Regions from separate parts of the Homo sapiens genome. Here regions 1 and 2 are each linked to region 3. A link is a loop called in an ENCODE intact Hi-C map of the cell type or tissue named here. Cell type or tissue: heart left ventricle. All regions are shown on one strand. Each heading gives the region's core, and the rest is flanking DNA. Links, peaks and the distances in the headings are about the cores only. Region 1 overlaps CMSS1 (cms1 ribosomal small subunit homolog). Region 2 has its middle 71 kb from the start of FILIP1L. Region 3 overlaps CMSS1 (cms1 ribosomal small subunit homolog).

Region 1 (5,837 bases), core at 1,688-4,187, 95 kb after region 3:
TTGACTCACAGTCTTTCCTCATACCTAAAAGAAAGTAAGTAAACTCTGATTTTAATCTATTTAAACTCATTCTTATTTTGCTCTGGTTTTGGGAATTTAGGTTTTGGTCTCGTTTTTGTTTTATAACACATTAGGCCATTATTGCTCTAGGAATCCAGAGAATGGTGTTCTAGTCCCAGGTCCCCCACCAATTTGCTGTTTGACCTGAGACGAGTCACTGAGTACTCCCCTGGACTTAATTTCCTATCTGAAAAATAAGGAAGATGGACTATGTGATATGTGTTCCATCTGTGAGATTCTGAAATTCTGTTTGCATGTTTACCACTCAGACCATGGCTATTGTGAAGTCAATCTAATTTTATCTTTTCAAAATTTATTTTTTGGGAGGCTGGAGAGGGACAGGGTCTCACTCCATCTCCCAGGCTGGAGTGCAGTGGGTCTGGTCACAGCTCAGTGGAGCCTCAACCTCCTGGGCTCTAGCGATCCTCCTGTCTCAGCCTCCCAAGCAGCTGGGACTATAGTTGTGTGCCACCACAAGCAGCTAATTTTTTTTTTTTAATTATTTTTGGTAGAGACAGGGTCTTTCTATGTTGCCCAGGCTGGTCTCAAACTCCTGGGCTCAAGAGATCCTCCCCACTCAGCCTCCCAAAGTGCTGAGATTACAGGCATGAGCTACTGTGTCTGGCCCTTCAATATGTATTATATGTAGCCAGCAGTAATTAAATTATTCATATCAACTGTTCATTTATTCATGGCCAGCAATGAAATAGTTTAGATATAGGGAGTTTCCATTCTTCTTTCAAACTACAAGCAATTCTGATGACACTCAACTTGAGTTCATAAACCTTTCTCAGCTTCAAATTCAGAAAATGTAAATCTAGGTAATAATAGAATCAAACTCACTAGATTATGAGAACTAAAAAGAAAATGTATGTAAAGTGCTTAGCACCATGTCAGTATTTAGTAAATGTTTGCTGTTTTTAAATGTTTGTTCCATTTTATATCTTATGTTGAATGTCCCTTTAAAATTTAACATGATTGAATCAGCATTTGTTTCCTATTTAATCAACATTGTCTTCAAGTATCAAACCTAAATTAAAATATCAAAAATGTAATATTCCAAATTTTTTTACTTAATTTTAAAATTAGTCACATTTAGGGACTTGGTATGTTTGTTTTGTGTTACAAATTAATGATACTTTATTTTAATCTAATATTTACAATAACCAGAAAATTGAATTACAATTGTAATTATAATGAACCATGCTTACTATATTTTGTTTTGTTTAAATACTCAACAAAGAAGAAATGCTCAACTTGGGAGGTGTGCCCTGTTTTGCCATATTTCAAATAATTGTTTTCTGTTCTTTTTTCCAGTTTGTCCTAAGTGGGTAAAACTTAGGAAGAACCACAGTGAGAAGAAATCGGTCCTGATGCTGATCATCTGCAGCTCGGCCGTCCGAGCCCTGGAGCTCATTAGGTTGGAAGGTTCACCTATTCCATATCATAAATGTTTTCTGAATAACTGATATATGCCAAGCTATTATGTTCTATGTGCTGGAGATGTAGCAATAAACAAAACAGAGTCCCTGCCCTCATGGAATTTATATTTCAGTGGGGGAGACAGATAATAAACAAATGAAGATACATTATAACGTCAAGTACATTGATAAGTTATGTAAGGAAAAAATAAAGCATGGCAAAGGGATATAAGTAGATCAGGACTACTTTTAAAAGGGTGGTCACAGAAAGCTTCTCTAAGGAGATGACAATTTGATCAGAGACTTGAACAAAGTGAAGAAGAAAGCCCAGCAGCTATCTGGAAGAAAAGCATTCCAGGTAGAGGGGAGAGTAAGCACAAAAGACCCCAAGATAGGATGCCATTATAGGATTTTGAGGACTTACTTGATCTGAATCATCATTTTAAAGGTTCACTTTGGCTGCTGTGTGGAGAGCACACATTATAGAGAGCAAGGGTAAAAGCCAGATCATACCCCAAACAACCAGTTAGAAGAAAAGATCTGACTTAAAATAGTAACAAGAAAAGACAGAAGCCGGGCACAGCAGATTGTGCCTATAATCCTATCACTTTGGGAGGCTGAGGTGGGAGAACTCTTGAGCCCTGGAGCTTGAGACCAGCCTGGGCAACATAATAAGACCCCATCTCCATTATAAAAAGAAAAGATAGAATACCATGGAATATACTTACCAAAACTTATGTACAGACAACATCATCTAAGGGATGCAGAAAACTTGGACAATCAAAAATGTATACCATATTCTTGAACAGGAAAACTCAATATTGTAAGGATGTCTGTTTTACTCAGGGTAGCCTTCAGATTTCACACATTCCTAGTAAAACTCCAATAGAATTGTGTTGTTTTTTTTTTTAACTGGATAAACTAGTTCTGAATTCTTATGGGATAATATACAACTAAAAATAGGCAAAGAAATTCTGAAAAAGAATACTAATGAGAGGATTATATTCCTAGAGATTACAAATTATATATATATATATATACACACACACACATATATATATACACATATATATACACACACACACACACGCACTCTGAAGTCTCAATAAAATAATTAACAGTATGGAACTGGCACATGCATGACAGATCAGATGAGTGGAACAGAATTGAAAGTTCAGGATCAGACCCAAATGCATATGAAAATGTAGCATATGCCTAAGGTGACAAATCAGAAATCAGTAGGGAAAGACGGATTGTTTAATAAGTGGTGTTGGAACAACTGAGTAGCCATCTGGAAAAATAAAGTTGGATTCATATCTCACTTATAACAAGATAAATTCCAAATGGAATAAAAACTTAAAGGTAAAGATTATGTTTTAAAGATAATTTGTCAGTGCTTTACTAAGGGCTTGCACATACGTTTTCATTTACTATTGTTTTTGTAGAATAAACAAAAAGGCTTCCACTGGTCAGTGGTAATATTCAGCTTTCAGAGAAGAGCCGTGAGAGTCAGATGGGATTTGCTAGGACCAGCTCTCTCTGAGAGCCTGGCTCTGGGCCAGGCTTTGACAGGAGACAAAACAAAGGAAAATCCAAGTCCTGAAGAAAGAGGAACTTGGTCAAATAGACTAAGGTGCAAATCTAGATATTCAATAGTTATTTACATCTGTTTTTTCTAAATGAACTAATCTAATCATGAATTTAGAAAAGTAGTTGTTAAACTGAAATAGTCCTTCAAACCCTCCTTTCTCCACTGAAGTGGAGACACACATTAAATTGTATCACATTATGCACACACATTAAATTGTAGCATATAATCTCCCAGTGAAACACTTGTGTTTCTTTCCATTTTTTCTGCTCTAAACATAATTATCTTGAAGATTCCAACTGCTTCCGGGCAGCTGTACTTGCCGGTCCTGAAATCATGGGAATTCACACTGACTTTTCAGTGCTTTAAAAACTACCTCATTTCACATTCAGATGCTAAGGGCAAAGAGTGTGGCCTGGAGGTGGACTCTTAAAATAAAGCTATCAAATTGATTTGAACTTTTGTTATACATAAATTCCTTACTGAGGGCATAAAAGTACTGTGTTGTCACACTTCATTTACCAATTTGCAGTATTTTTTTGTGTCCCCAGTAATACTATGATCCATTTCAAGGTTAGGTGATTTACAAAAGGTGATTTCTGAGTAGGCACAACAAGCCCTATTCATAAAGACTAATATTTAATAATTCTAACTTTTATAAGAACATCTGTTCTATTGAGAGCCATGACTTATTTTAAATTGTCTTCCTGGTTAACCTTGCCATGGAGAAAGCTTATGTGTAAGTAAAAACTTGAGGCAACAGAACTTGTATAGCATGATTCACTATTTTGCAAACTCATATGTTTTTACAGGTCAATATTTCTCAAAATATAATAATGATATATGAAGGAAAGTAGAAAACCCATGTTAGGTCTGTCCTCAAATATAGATGATATATAGAAATACATTGAACAAATGAGAAACAGGTTGTGAAAATAGAAGCAAGGAAAAAATAAAGAACAGAAAATTAGGTGAAGCGAGCTAGAAATGGTGCTGAAAATCACATCGATAAATCCCTGTGCAGTTGCAAAGGTGGCCCCAACTGGGGGCCTGCACTTTCCAACAGCCAGGATCTGTTGGGAAACATTATCAGTTGCCAGATTGATGACATTCTGTGGGTTTAAGAAGAAAAAAAAAGAGTTCCCTGAGAAATAGTTTTCCCCTCTGTGACATAGTGACAGCAGCATTCTCAGTATCATCTGTACAACAAAAACCCTGGACAGATAATGTTATGTGGCTGTTTATAGAGCAGCTGTTGGTGCCAGCTGAGGACCTGATGCCAAAGTAGAGGTAGAAAGGCAGGCACGGCAGGTGCACCAGCGCCGTCTCAGCCCTCAGAGCTGGTGGTCTGGATTGTTGTAGATAGATCTAGCTTCTTGACTACCTAGAAACTAAATGGACTGCCTGTCCTACTGGTGTAAGCCAGAGACTGTAAAGTGACAACTCAAAGGCTAAGTTTACCCTACAAGTGTTTGGCACCTAAAAAATTTGTGAGTGACTTGCCCATATTTAAAATCAGATTGCACATATAAAAATCTAGATTTCTGGCTTCTCTAAAAATCAGAGAGTCTTAGGCCCATAGTCTCACATCATCATAACTGGCAAAGCTGAGCACTAGTTGACCCCTTTACGGGGGGCATCACTCTCAAGTGCCCCTCAGTCTTCACCCCTGCTTCCCAGATCACCTCATTTACAATAACCCCCTGCCCTCATAGCTTTAATTCAGCCAGTCCTTTGTGTCAGTGGTTTCTTCTTACTTTTTTTCCTTCCTTCTTTGCTTCCTCTTTCCCTTCCTTCCTTCCTTCTTTTCCTGCTTTTTGGCTGAAGCTTCATTTCCACCTATAAAATTTTATAGAGGAATTTAGTCTACAAAGTAGATAAGAAAGGACAGCTGTGATAGAAGGATAGAAGCCCCCCCTCTTCCCCCTTTCAAGCTCATCTCCTGGCTTCCCTCATGGCCACCACAGGCAGACCTTTGTAGATGCCCTTGGCTCCACAGAGAACGAGCTGACATCACCGCTCCAAGATATCTTTTGCAACCAAATTTTGTATGAGAACTGCACTGCATAGTTGGAAGATGAATTTTCTGCCAGGGACCTGAAATACAGGAATTCTGTATTACAAATGAAAGGCAGGTCATGTGTTTCAGTAATCAAGGAAGCCTAAGTAAGGTTGACCTTGTGTATGGCAGTGTAAAGCCAACCCAGATATGTGCCTGAATAAAAGGCCACCCCACTCTCATTGCAAAGATTGGCTAACCTGCAAATCTCAGAATTTGTATGTACATATGCACATATATACACACGTATGCACACATCCTTTGAATAAAGCAAGACATAATACTTAAGTAGTCATCGTGGCCTAGAATGAGTTGGTTTTCTTAAGCATTCACCTGCTTCTTTTCATTAGGTCGATGACAGCATTCAGAGGAGACGGCAAAGTTATAAAATTATTTGCAAAGCACATAAAGGTAAGCAAGGGCCTGTGTGATCCCTAAAGGCCTCTCCCAGACCTCAGCTTTTTTCCTTTCAACCTCTTCTCCTAATCTCCTTAGCACATATTTTATTGAGTTCCTTCCTTATGTAACATTTAACAACTTTTCTGGTTTTTTAAATTCTATGCTTCTGCATACCTACCTCCCCAGTATGGCAGTCGCTACTGCCATGCTCTGTCCCTGTATAGAACCTGAGGCTTGACCCTTTGATTCCTTGAAGATTACCAGTTTTCTAGGGATATGCTCATCTCTGCCCTGGAAGTCGACCCTACAC
Region 2 (5,837 bases), core at 1,851-4,350, 110 kb after region 3:
GTGGTCTGTGCTGTCAGAATTCAGACCAATCTGCCAAGCGGCTATTAATTCGCCAAAATATGAGACTATCATGAATATTACATGTGTATATTCATATAATGTATATTTAATATATATTTTTATATTTAGCATATATATTTTCATCCCAGCAGTTAATAGGAAAGACAACGAAATATAAGGCAACCCCAAATATACAAATGTCTGCTAATGCCTGAGAAGGTTATCTACAGTGGTTAAGGAAAAATGAAGACAAGTTAGAAATCACTTTAAAATTTTTCTTTTTTTCCTTTTTTTTTTTTTAAAGATGGGATATTGCTCTGTCTCCCAGGCTGAAGTGCAGTGGTGCCATCATAGCTCACTGCAGCCTCAAACTCCTGGGCTCAAGTGATCCTCCCACCTCAGTCTCCCAAAGTGCTGGGATTACAGGCATGAGCCACTGCACCTAGACTTTGAAATTTCTAGTGATGCCACAATACAACAGCTGTTAACAAATTGTTGTATTGGTATCAATCTAGAACAGTGATTCTCAAACATGGGTAATAGAGGCCGGGGATGCAACTAAACATTTTACAATCTTACAGGACAGCCCTCACAACAAAGAAATATCTAGCCCAAGATGTCAGTAGTGCTGAGAAAAAGAACCCTGTTCTGGAAATATTGAAAGGCAATGCATATGAGGTATATTTGCACATTGAAAGTAGATTTATTTAGAAGAGAGGAATAGATGAATATAAAAGTACCTGGAGAATGTATATCTAGCTGTCTCTCAAGAATATTGTCCCAGAAATATTTGTACTTACTACCTGTGATGGCTAATTTTAATGTGGCAACTTGGCTAGGCCGTAGGATACCCAGATAGTTGGTTAAACATTATTCTGGGTGTTCTGTGATGGTATATTTGCATGAGATTAACATTTAAATGGGTAGACCTGAGCAAAGAGGATTGCCCTTCATAATGTGAGAGGGCCTTGTCCTGTCAGTTGAAGGCCTCAATAGAACAAAAGACTGACTCTCCCCAACCCCCCAAGAGAATTCTGCCTGACTGCCTCCTAACTGAAACATTGGCTCTTCCTGATTCTGTGGCAGCCTGTTGGCCTTCAGACTTGAATTGGGACATCAGCTTTGCAGATTTTGGGCTTTTCAGCCCCATAATCATGTGAGCCAATTCCTTATAATATATATATATATGGTCATATAATCTCCTGTTGGTTCTGTTTCTCTGGTGAACCCTGAGTAATACACTATCTGTGAAGCTCCTTTTAGTCTGGGATTTGAGTTAGTTGGTTTTGTTGTTTTATAAACAGTCTAAGAAATACTATTCTCATTGGTTTTTTGCTGTAATTACCCTCTTGCTAGGCATTATCTATGTAATATAATGCCATCCAATCCAATGTTGGAATAAGTATTTGAATCACAAACATACCCCAATGTTGTGTAGGTCAACCCTGTTCTTATAATCTAATCTCATAGCCTTTTACTGCCTTTTAAACCCAAGCTCTTGACCATGTTTTATTTAGTAAAACAAATGGTAAATGTTAACTAGAAGTGTTCACTGCCATCTCCTCACACAAGGCTGTTTGATACCAACAACCGTACTAGTTGCCACCTCCAAATTAGATTCAAATGTCATGCTGAAAATTTCCCGTTGGTATTTTGCTTTTTATACAGTTTGTAAATGGAAAGCTTTAACTCCGAATTGGAAACTTCCTAGTGTAAGCATTTGCATCAATTTTGTATTCTTTCAAACTAGGTACATTTGCCAAAGTCATTACTTTCTTTGATACAAAAATAGTCCAGGATGGCTTCTCTGACTAATGTAAATTAAAAGGGAAGATTAGAAATTCACATGCTCCCTAATTTTAAAAATTCTAATTCTAAATCCTAAATGCCAGTTTTAAAAGAAGTAATTATTAATTATTAATGGCCTAAGGAAACTAATGTTAGTGGATTTCTAACAAGGGAAAAAACCCAAAACCAGACCTAATACTGTACTTCAATATTGAACATCTCATTGATTATCTTCCTCTTCCTTTCTCTTGTCTCATTTGGGGTACCCCAAAGCATGCACTTAAGACAGCTTAGGAGGAGATGTTTTTAATCCACATTTTCTACTAGAGCCTTTTTTGTGGATGAAAAAGAAATTGGAAGCTGCTGAGATGAGACATCTGTGTTCTACAATTTCCTGTTTGCTGCTCTCTTCCTCATTATCACAAATAGCAAAGTTAGCTATGATCTGAGAGTATTTTTCCAATTTAGTTTATATTCATGTTAAGCAACAGCCACATTTGGAGAAAAGCTGACAGCCCTTTTATTTTTTTTTATTAATCTCCAAGGATTTAGGCAAGTTCCTAAAGATAAATCCATTTCCCCCTCTCAGGAAGGGCTTGCCTTGAATTACTCACCAAATCCCAGAAATAGCCCATCGTGATTGCTTCCTAGTGTCACCAGATGTTGGTTTCTGCAGACCTTGCTGGGGACTATCCATCCTAGGCATGACATTTAACACAAGAACCTTTTTGATCCTAAGTCAGTTATACTCAGTAATGGCTGGTTGGAGACAGCTGAGCTCCTGCTAAATACCAGCTCTGGTTAAGGAATAATCCGGGAAGCAGAAAGACTTTGCAACTTCAAAGGAAGGGTTCACATAATTCATTTCACATTACCATTATGTGGTATTACTATGAGTAAAAATGTTCTAAATGTCCCAAAAGTATCCGAGTCACCTGCAGGACCGAAATGGAGGAGAGAGCACAGCACTGCCTGTCCAGATTACTAGACAACTCTGCCCTGAAGCAGCAGGAGTTACCCATCCACCGGCTATATTTCACGGCCAGGAGAGTCCTCTTTGTCTTTTTCGCAACAGGAATATTCTGCCTTTGTATGGGCATCATCCTTATATTGTCTGCAAGGAGCACTCAGGAAATAGAGGTTTGTCCCATCTTACAATTTGAATGCAGTTTCTGAGAATGTTCAGCTTTGGCACCATACGTGAGAATGGTTAGTTTGAGAACACAGGCCCTCAAGAGGGTATGGATAAGACGGGAACATCCCTGTTTCTGCTGGCAAGCACAGATGGTGACAGAGCCTGTGTAGAGTGGCTTTGTTCATCTCTGCTCCCTCTTGAGGGCAGTTACTCTCATGCCAGTGAGCTCAGACATATTTGTGTACAAGGGATTGACAAAGTTAGAAGCTTTTTTTTTTTTTTTTTTTTTTTTTTCCGAGATGGAGTCTTGCTCTGTCACCCAGGCTGCAGTGCAGTGGTGCGACCTTGGCTCACTGCAACCACCGCCTCCTGGGTTCAAGCAATTCTACTGCCTCAGCCTCCCTAGTAGCTGGGATTACAGACGACTGCCACTATACCCGGCTAATTTTTTTGTATTTTTAATAGAGATGAGGTTTCATCATGTTTGCCAGGCTGGTCTTGAACTCCTGGCCTCATGATCTGCCCGCCTTGGCCTCCCAAAGTGCTGGGATTACAGGCGTGAGCCACCATGCCTGGCTGAAGCTTTCTTTTTTTTTTTTTTTTATGCTGGCAGGGAAGAGAGCAAGTGACCAATAGGGGAAGAAGGAGAGTCAAGGCCACATGACTGCCAGAGACCCATGAGTCATATTGATAAAAAGAGTAAAGTGTCCAAGATACAGATCTTCAATATTGCCCCACATTCAAGCATTGTGTCTTTCCCTTTGCAAATGAACTCCCTCTGAGATCCAGGAAAGACAAGAGCCCAAGTCTTTCTGGCATCTTAAGGATATTTAGCAAAGCTAAGTTCTACTCAGAGTGAGAAAAGCTGGTGCTAAGGGCAGACCTCTCAGGCACAAGCCTTTTGCCAACTTAATAAGCTGTTGGAGGATGAGAATCCCTGAAGCTGGTCTAGAGAGGGAAGACAAGAGCTAGTCTAAGGCTTGATTGGCCATGCCCATATTCAGTCTAATTATTAAGTATATGTTTCATCCATATCAACTCCAGGCAGATTTCTGGACATCCCAGACCGCATGAGCTCCACTCTGCAAGAAGTAACCATGGAAAGCTGATCTATTCCCTCTCCCGACATGGCTGCTGGCAAAATTAAGATTAAGGCCAAGTCTACCAACATTGGTTTAAAATTTATGAGTGTCGCCTGGGTGCGGTGGCTCATGCCTGTAATTCCAGCACTTTGGGAGGCTAAGGCAGGCGGATCACCTGAGATCAGGAGTTCAAGACCAGCTGTGGTGAAACCCTGTCTCTACTAAAAATACAAAAATTAGCCGGGCATGGTGGCACATGCCTGTAATTCCAGCTACTCAGGAGGCTGAGGCAGGAGAATCACTTGAACCTGGGAGGCAGAGGTTGCAGTGAACAAAGATTGTGCCACTGCACTCCAGCCTGGGTGACACAGCGAGACTCCATCTCAAAATAAAATAAAATTTATGAGTGTCTGAAGGTGCCTACAGGTTCTGTTGACTATGCAGATGAGTAAGATGAGGAAGAGTGGATTTGTGCCCTCAATGAGCTGAGAACAGAATAGGTAAAATACTACGTGGTAAGAACAGAGAGCTTAGCCAGCTGCCTCACCACCCTCTTCCTTGCACATTGCCCAGTATGTGATAGGCACACACTTATTGAAAGAATGGACTAGGTCAGATAGTGCGGAACCCAAAGAGGAAAATGTCTTTTCAGGCTCTACTCTTCCTCCCAAAGCACACTGCTCTGTTGCCTCTCTACTTAACATTTTTTCCTCCCCACTTCCAGCTCCCACCGCTTATCTCCCTAGGAATTAAATGACAGCAAGACCTCCAGTGTTATATGTAAACTCCCACCAGGCTCCACCATGTGGCACAGGCAAAATGGCAGGAGGAGATGAATCTTGCCTTGCTGAAGGGGATAGCAAAGGAATGGGCTCACAACGTTGATGTCCATTTCCACGGAGTTCATGCAATTTACTTTTCTACTTTCTTCCTCACCAATCCCTTTCGTTCTGGTTCTTCCTTCCATGTCATTCTTACTCCCTCCCTTGCAAACCTGCCCCCCACCCCCCCACTGTGGAGTGCAGCCTTCACTAAGAGGTGCCCATGCATGAGAAGGTGACCTCATTCCATTACCAACTATTGGCCATGGCCCCTCCACAAACAGAATGCTTTTATCTCATGAAATCTATGGGCATTTTCCAACTAACATTGTTTCTTTAGTTGCTTCAGACAGGATTGCTTCTGACACTTCATTTTTATACTCGAAAACCAGTGTTTCATTAACCAGTGTATCACTGGGTGATAATATAGAGTGCACACTCCAGGCCAATGTGATCAGGCACAAACATCATAGAAAAGACTTCTGAGTTAGCCTTTCCTCTTCTCACTCAGCCCTGGGACACAAGGATGTGCTCTCTCTGCAGTTCACTTTAAACAAGAATAATTTCTGCCTCTCCAAAATTCTATGACGAGCAGACTGTGATCTTTGCTCCATCTCATAGCTATTCATGTACAAGTCCACTCAAGTAGCAAACTGAGGATACCATCATTGCATAGACAATAGATAAGGGATATTTTTTAGGCAAGAAAGCACCATAGATATCAACTACTCAAAAATTATTTGATCATGAAATATTTTCTTGAATACTACATTGATAGAACTCACAAGAGGAATTCATGAAGTAGCATGTATACTACAATGACCTCACAGATCAATTAATTGCTGCATGAAATGATGCTGATGGGCGAAATGTGGACTCTAGAGGTTAAGCACTTAACTCAAGGTCAGAGATTGGCTGAACTAGAACCCCAGTTTCCTCAGTCACCATTCAGTATGCTGTCTCTCCATTGGGATACAGCCCTGTTCTTTAATGCTTTTTATAAATTGAAAT
Region 3 (5,837 bases), core at 1,934-4,433:
GGGATTAAAGGCATGTGCCACCATGCCTGGCTAATTTTGTATTTTTAGTAGAGACCGGGTCTCACCATGTTGGCCAGGATATTCACGAACTCCTGACTTCAGGCGATCTGCCTGCCTTGACCTCCCAAAGTGCTAGGATTATAGGCATGAGTCACCGCGCCTGGCCTGTGGTTTTCTTTGTGTATGATTTTCCTTATTAAATTCTCACTATGTAATGCCCTTTTTTTGTTTTGCTTTTAAGCTATTCAGTTATACAGAAAAAAATAAGCCAAGTTCTTTTTTTAAAAGAAAGGGGTTTGTTTGTTTTTAAGAGAAGCTACTCTCTCTTTTTTTTTTTTTTTTTTTTTGGATGGATTAGCATTTCCAAACTTTCTTTTTAAGTTCTTATAATTACCCCCTATTTCAGACATATCACTGTCAATTTATGCTGGGGAAGTGGAGAAAAGAAATTAGATTTTATCCTGATTTTCTCTTACTCACTTCATCTCCTGAGAGCTGAATTTGCTACATAACTAGCTGGGTAAGATGGAGAAACTTGTACATCAAGAAGACAGTAAGGGACAGGGACTGTGACCTCCTGTTCTATGGGGAAGAACTGCCTCAGTAATGCTCAGTTCCTGCTGAGACTGCCAGCCTCCCCATCTTAACTGTAGCCTGGCCTTCACCTGAGAAAGACAGTCAAAGTAGATACTGTTTCCTCTTCCTGAGCCTGCCTGGATTTCAAAGCATTCACTAAAATTTACATGGGAGAAGGGTGGGGGGCAGAGTACAGAATAGCCCAAGGGTGTGGGTCTTCTGTCCTACTGGTTCCAGTCAGAGCCAAGCCCCATTTTTGATGTCCTCGGGCCAGTGTTGGAAGTCAACTTCTGGACACATCTTTATCCTGGACAGATCTTCCTTGGTCCATTCTTAGGTCTTTCTTTTATTCTGCTCCATAATTGCTCTTTCTTGGCCAAGACTGCTCCTCCCCAAATGATCCTTGTCTGGCTCTACCTCCTGACTTTTCACCTCTTATTGTCTTCTTCCTGCCCTGGTCCCTTTTCCTGTCAGCTCTCAAGGCTTACACTTATTGGGCACCCAACTTCATTATTTCCCAGGTGTGAACCAGTGACCCATCAACCAGGTGTCTTCAGGGGGACTTTGCCATATCAGCTAATTACATTTTTACAATTTGGTGTCTTGATCGGCAGACTGAAACTGAAATATAGGGAACTCTCTCATCTGCAGCAGTTCAGAGGACCAGTTGTCTCCGTGGCAAAGTAATTAGCACGTTAGGATAAAACTGTCATCTTTGATGGACTTAAAACTGTCATTCTTCCAGAAGAGAAAGATGGACTCATCACCCACTTGAGCGTTACATGGACCATATTTTAAGACCAAACACTAGGCAATATGCTGTGAACTAAAGGTCTACTGATCTTGGCCACTGCAAATCTCATGTGCCAAAGTCTTTCAGCTCTATCTCCCCAAGCCCAAACCCAAGGATTATTCAGTCAGAAATAGAATGTGTGTAAAATTGATAGGAGATAATTTTCTCATTGGCCTCCTGCCCTAGTTCATTCTGTGCATTTCCAAATCTGGGCTCAAACTTGAACATGGCTCTGAGAGCTCTCCTTGATTCAGGCTTGGAGCTCAAGTAACAGAGTTGTCTCTGGCTGACTTCCTGGATTCCCCCCTTTCTAGATGGCCCTTAATGGTGCCTGATTTTCTCTTATGACTGATTTCATCAACTGAGGCATTTGCAGTGGTGCAATATCTTGCATTACTTTGTAAAGTTGTGACACCTTCTCTGGCATCCAGTTCCAGCATTTTAACTGTCAACCGACCATCGCACCCCACCTCCAATCCCCAGCTGGTACAGTCTTCTTTGCAACAATTAGGAAATCTTTATTGCCTTCCAGAAATATGGGATTGCTTGAACACAGCTGAAATACAGATTATCTACTGGACAGAGGTGATGAGGACTTATCACCTGACCTCACTTGATAATGTATAGTTATTTAATTGGGACAGCTTGCTAAAGAACAGAGGTTCTCAAATTCTAGGGACTCATGAGTCACTTCAATACAAGAAATAATCCTCTCCTTCCCCCATAAACTACCTACCCACTTCCTCTAACTTGTCACTGAAAACCTCGCCAGAAGAGTGAACACTGAGGCTGCTTTTGTCACAGGGTAGGGAGAATAATGATGATAGCATATGTTTGAAGAGCACTTTTTAAAGTTTTTTTTTACATCCACTTCCTTAATATATATCTTGATTAATATCAGAGGCAAAGCATAATTAGTTTATGTGTATGTTCATAATAAAATGGAAACCATCATGTTTCTTTCATCTGCCCACCACTTTTTAAGAATGCTGTTATATTATAGAACAGGGGAGAACTAGTACCAGGAGTCACAAATTATAGCCTGTGGGCCAAATCTGGTTTGCCACCTGTTTTTATAAATAAAGTTTTATTGGAACTCCACCATACTCATTTATTTATATATTATCTGACTATTTTCATCCTACAACAGAAAAGTTGAGTTCTTGTGATAGAGATTGCATAGCCTACAGAGGCTGAAATATTTACTATCAAGTCCTTCACAAAAAAAGTTTGCTGGCCCAGGACAGCAAAATGAAGCAAGCTGTCCTGTCATGAAAGTATACATTTAAATACAAATAGAGTAAATGTTGTCTGCAGCTTCCTCGAAAAGACTGGGGTAGAGGAGATTGCAGGGAATTGTAGGCTTAGGTCAAGAAAACAGAAATCTTGAGGTTTTCTTGAATCCAAAAAGAAATAAGGAACTTGGGTCCAGGATGCAAGAGAGGGAATTCTATGAGTAAATATCTTCATTTAGCACATTTTGTTAGAGCTCCTCAAAGAAGGCCAGGAAGTTTTTCATGCCAGTAATAAACCTTGAGGAAGCCTAGGAAATAACCCACTGGTCTGTCTTCTAACATGACAGCCGGTGTTCACTCTACATTCAAATGCAGAGTAGGGTGTGTGCCGGGCAAGATCTCCTGTTTGATTCCTCTGTGGGTCTTGTCTCCAGGAGGGCTTTATTAAGAATCTTTCCACTCACTCTTTTTAAGCTTATGTCCCTTTCCTTTTAAAACACCAGAATTCAACATTCATTACCTTTCTTCCCTTTGATTGCCCACTGAAGTTTTCACAGAGGAAGTAATGGTTTTCCTGTTTCCTTTCGGTGTGGCCATTTTGCACGCCATGGTTCTCCTTCCCTTTTTTCAGTCTTGCATTCAAGTAAAAGCAAGTCGTCTTCTACTGTTAACTGCGGGAAAAGGTTTGTGGGGGCCTTTTTTTTCCCTTCCCTCCTCCACAACTGGAAAATATGAGGCAGATCTTGTTTATGTATGCTGTAACCTCAAAAAGAGCTGATACGCTGTTGTCATTAAAGAAGAATCCCAAGCTGTTTATCCTGCAGTGGAGTCCGAGAGCTCTAAATCTGACAGCCCCCCTGGGCCTCCAGGCACAGACTGTGGAGAGCTCTTCGCTGCTTTCCCAGGCCAGCTCCAAAATGCAAGGCAAAGGTTTCCGTTGCTGAATCCCTACACTCTGGGAACAGACAAGATGTCAATGTTGTGGCTTTATTAAAAATCAGAGGCTTTCTTCCCTTGTATTAACTTGTTCTTTGAAATCTGTTTTCCAGAGGCCTTTTCTACTCTAAAATGTAACTTGAATACCCATCTTTCTGCTACATTTTTCTCTGTGGATCTCTTATCATGTTCCAGAAATCATTTTGCAAATTTATTCTATAGCCAGTATGTTTGGCAAAATTATAATAAAATAAGCTTTCTTATTTATCTAAAAACTAGTAAAAACTATGCTTGAGAAATACATCTTTCTGTTGAAGTTTGGTTCCCAATGTTTCTTTTAATCTTATTTTCTATGCATGTGCAACATTTGATTTTTTTTTTTTTTTTTTTTTTTTTTTTTTTTTTTTGAGACGAAGTCTCACTCTGTTGTCCAGGCTAGAGTACAATGGCACGATCTTGGCTCACTGCAACCTCTGCCTACTGGGTTCAAGCGATTCTCTTACCTCAGCTTCCAGAGTAGCTTGGATTACAGGTGCGCACCACCACTCCTGGCTAATTTTTGTCTTTTTAATAGAGACAGGGTTTCGCCGTGTTGGCCAGGCTGGTCTCGAACTCCTGACCTCAAGTGATCCACCAGCCTTATCCTCCCAAAGTGCTGGGATTACAGGCATGAGCCAACATGCCCGGCCTGATTTTCTTTTATAATAATGATTTTTTATAAACCTTTGTTTGTATAAAGCTATTTTAATTGCTTATATTTTTTTAGGATATATTTTATTGGTCTATGTTAGTTCCCTTTGTTTTGGTTTATCCTGGGGTCAAACCCAGATTCTCCCTACAAGGATTACATTAGATAGAGATCGTCAAAACCAGAAATGATCAACCTGAAACACTTCCTGGTCAGCTTTTGCTAAAAGAAGATATATCAATGCAATATGATTACCTTTCAAATAATGGACTTCTAATGACACAAGAGAACAATCTAGAGCATGCTAGTTGCTGCCACAGAAATGGATACAGAGACAACCCACAGTCTGGTTCTCATCCTCGTGTCCTTTACCCTACAGGAGAGAAGGGCTTATGATAACGAGCAGAGATTCCACTTTTATTTTAGGAAGCTTAGAGGTTAGGAAGACCATAATTTGTTCTTTAAACATCTCTTGCATTTTTATAAGTTCTCTTACCTTCAAAGCTTTATTCGAAGCTTCGGGTTTTTGCTTTTTACTTCATATCCCAATCTTTGTCTTCTCTTTTCTTTTTCTTTTTTTTTTTTTAACTGTCTCCTATACCCACTGATGGCAGACTCTGTTTTCTTTTATCTTCTTTTCCTTATTACACAAGAATTAAATGAAGCAACATCTATAATATAAATTCTCGGAAAAATTACACAACATGGTAATAACTAATTATAAAGGCAATTTATAGATTTGGGGAGAATTTCATCCCACAGTGATAGTAACATCGTTGGACCTGAAACCAGGACCTATTGATGACTGACCTGGGGCAATTTATCTCTGAGCTTGACTTTTCTTATCTATAAACTTATCTTAAACTCTACAAGCTTCTTGAGCTAATCCTTCTGGGGTATTAGGATTCGATTCAGGAGAGCTGAGTTGGAGCCTAGAAATCTTCATTTCTGATAAGCTCTCCAGGCAATAGGCCCTCAGACCTCACTTTGAAGACACAAAACTATGTAATTTCTAAGATCATTTCCTGCCTAAAATTCTGTGATTCTGAGTCTTCTTTCAACTACATGGCTTTGGGCAGGGCTGATGCTTCCTGGAAACTCACTGTTTCATCTGCCATATGTATAATTAAGAAATATATTTGTTAGTTATCTTGCCCGGAAAACCCTTAAAAATGTAAACAATAATTTTGATCAGAGTTAAGTACCTCTTTTTGTCACTGCTCAGTGGAGGCTTGTCTGTTTCATTCCTTTAATCTCTCATCATATGCTTATCTCTGTAAATATATTTTTCCCTCTCTAAAGGCCTCTCAGATGCTTTTCATCTTTCTGAAAGAATGTTTAAAGCCAAAGTCCAGGTGCTTACACTTTTGGACTTAATAACTGAGCTGTTTTTACTCACCACCCGCCCAACACCCTTCTTTTTCTTTTATCATTGTCAGCATGTGCTGAGCCCCTCTGATGGACAGCTTCACATCTACTTTATGCTTTGCTATTTCTGTTATATTGCAAAATCCTATCTAATCTGTGGGTTACAGTATCTATCTGGTTGCTTTTGACATGCTTTCGAGGTTTCATCCCCACTGAATGTCAGTCTTCTGAGTTATTTTTT

The links. A loop is a pair of places that touch in the nucleus more often than their neighbours do. Peaks named below come from ENCODE experiments on the same cell type or tissue, not always from the same donor. Only the 100,000 strongest peaks of a DNase experiment are listed, where the experiment ranks them.
Region 1: a loop joins it to region 3, with 2.2 times the contacts of the local background. A loop is called at or near these places in 10 of 110 quality-filtered maps.
Region 2: a loop joins it to region 3, with 2.6 times the contacts of the local background. A loop is called at or near these places in 4 of 110 quality-filtered maps.

The regions. Positions count from the first base shown.
Region 1 is chr3:100,166,361-100,172,197 of GRCh38, forward strand. CMSS1 (cms1 ribosomal small subunit homolog) reads left to right here. Exons shown (of 10, transcript NM_032359.4): 5 at 1-34; 6 at 1,378-1,480; 7 at 5,479-5,539. Among named protein-coding and RNA genes, the nearest start is that of FILIP1L, 55 kb to the left of the region's middle. In heart left ventricle, for the core only: no CTCF peak of the experiment used is centred there; a DNase peak (open chromatin) is centred at 3,051; H3K27ac peaks cover 1,011 bases.
Region 2 is chr3:100,182,951-100,188,787 of GRCh38, forward strand. It overlaps the pseudogene TMEM30CP. Among named protein-coding and RNA genes, the nearest start is that of FILIP1L, 71 kb to the left of the region's middle. RefSeq lists an enhancer at 3,415-3,709. In heart left ventricle, for the core only: a CTCF peak has its summit at 3,119 (motif pointing left); no DNase peak of the experiment used is centred there; H3K27ac peaks cover 1,243 bases.
Region 3 is chr3:100,070,765-100,076,601 of GRCh38, forward strand. All of the region lies in intron 1 of CMSS1 (cms1 ribosomal small subunit homolog), which reads left to right. The region is part of intron 1 of FILIP1L (filamin A interacting protein 1 like); the gene reads right to left. Among named protein-coding and RNA genes, the nearest start is that of FILIP1L, 41 kb to the right of the region's middle. RefSeq lists a silencer at 2,093-2,172 and enhancers at 2,714-3,248, 3,249-3,783. In heart left ventricle, for the core only: no CTCF peak of the experiment used is centred there; a DNase peak (open chromatin) is centred at 3,477; H3K27ac peaks cover 2,500 bases.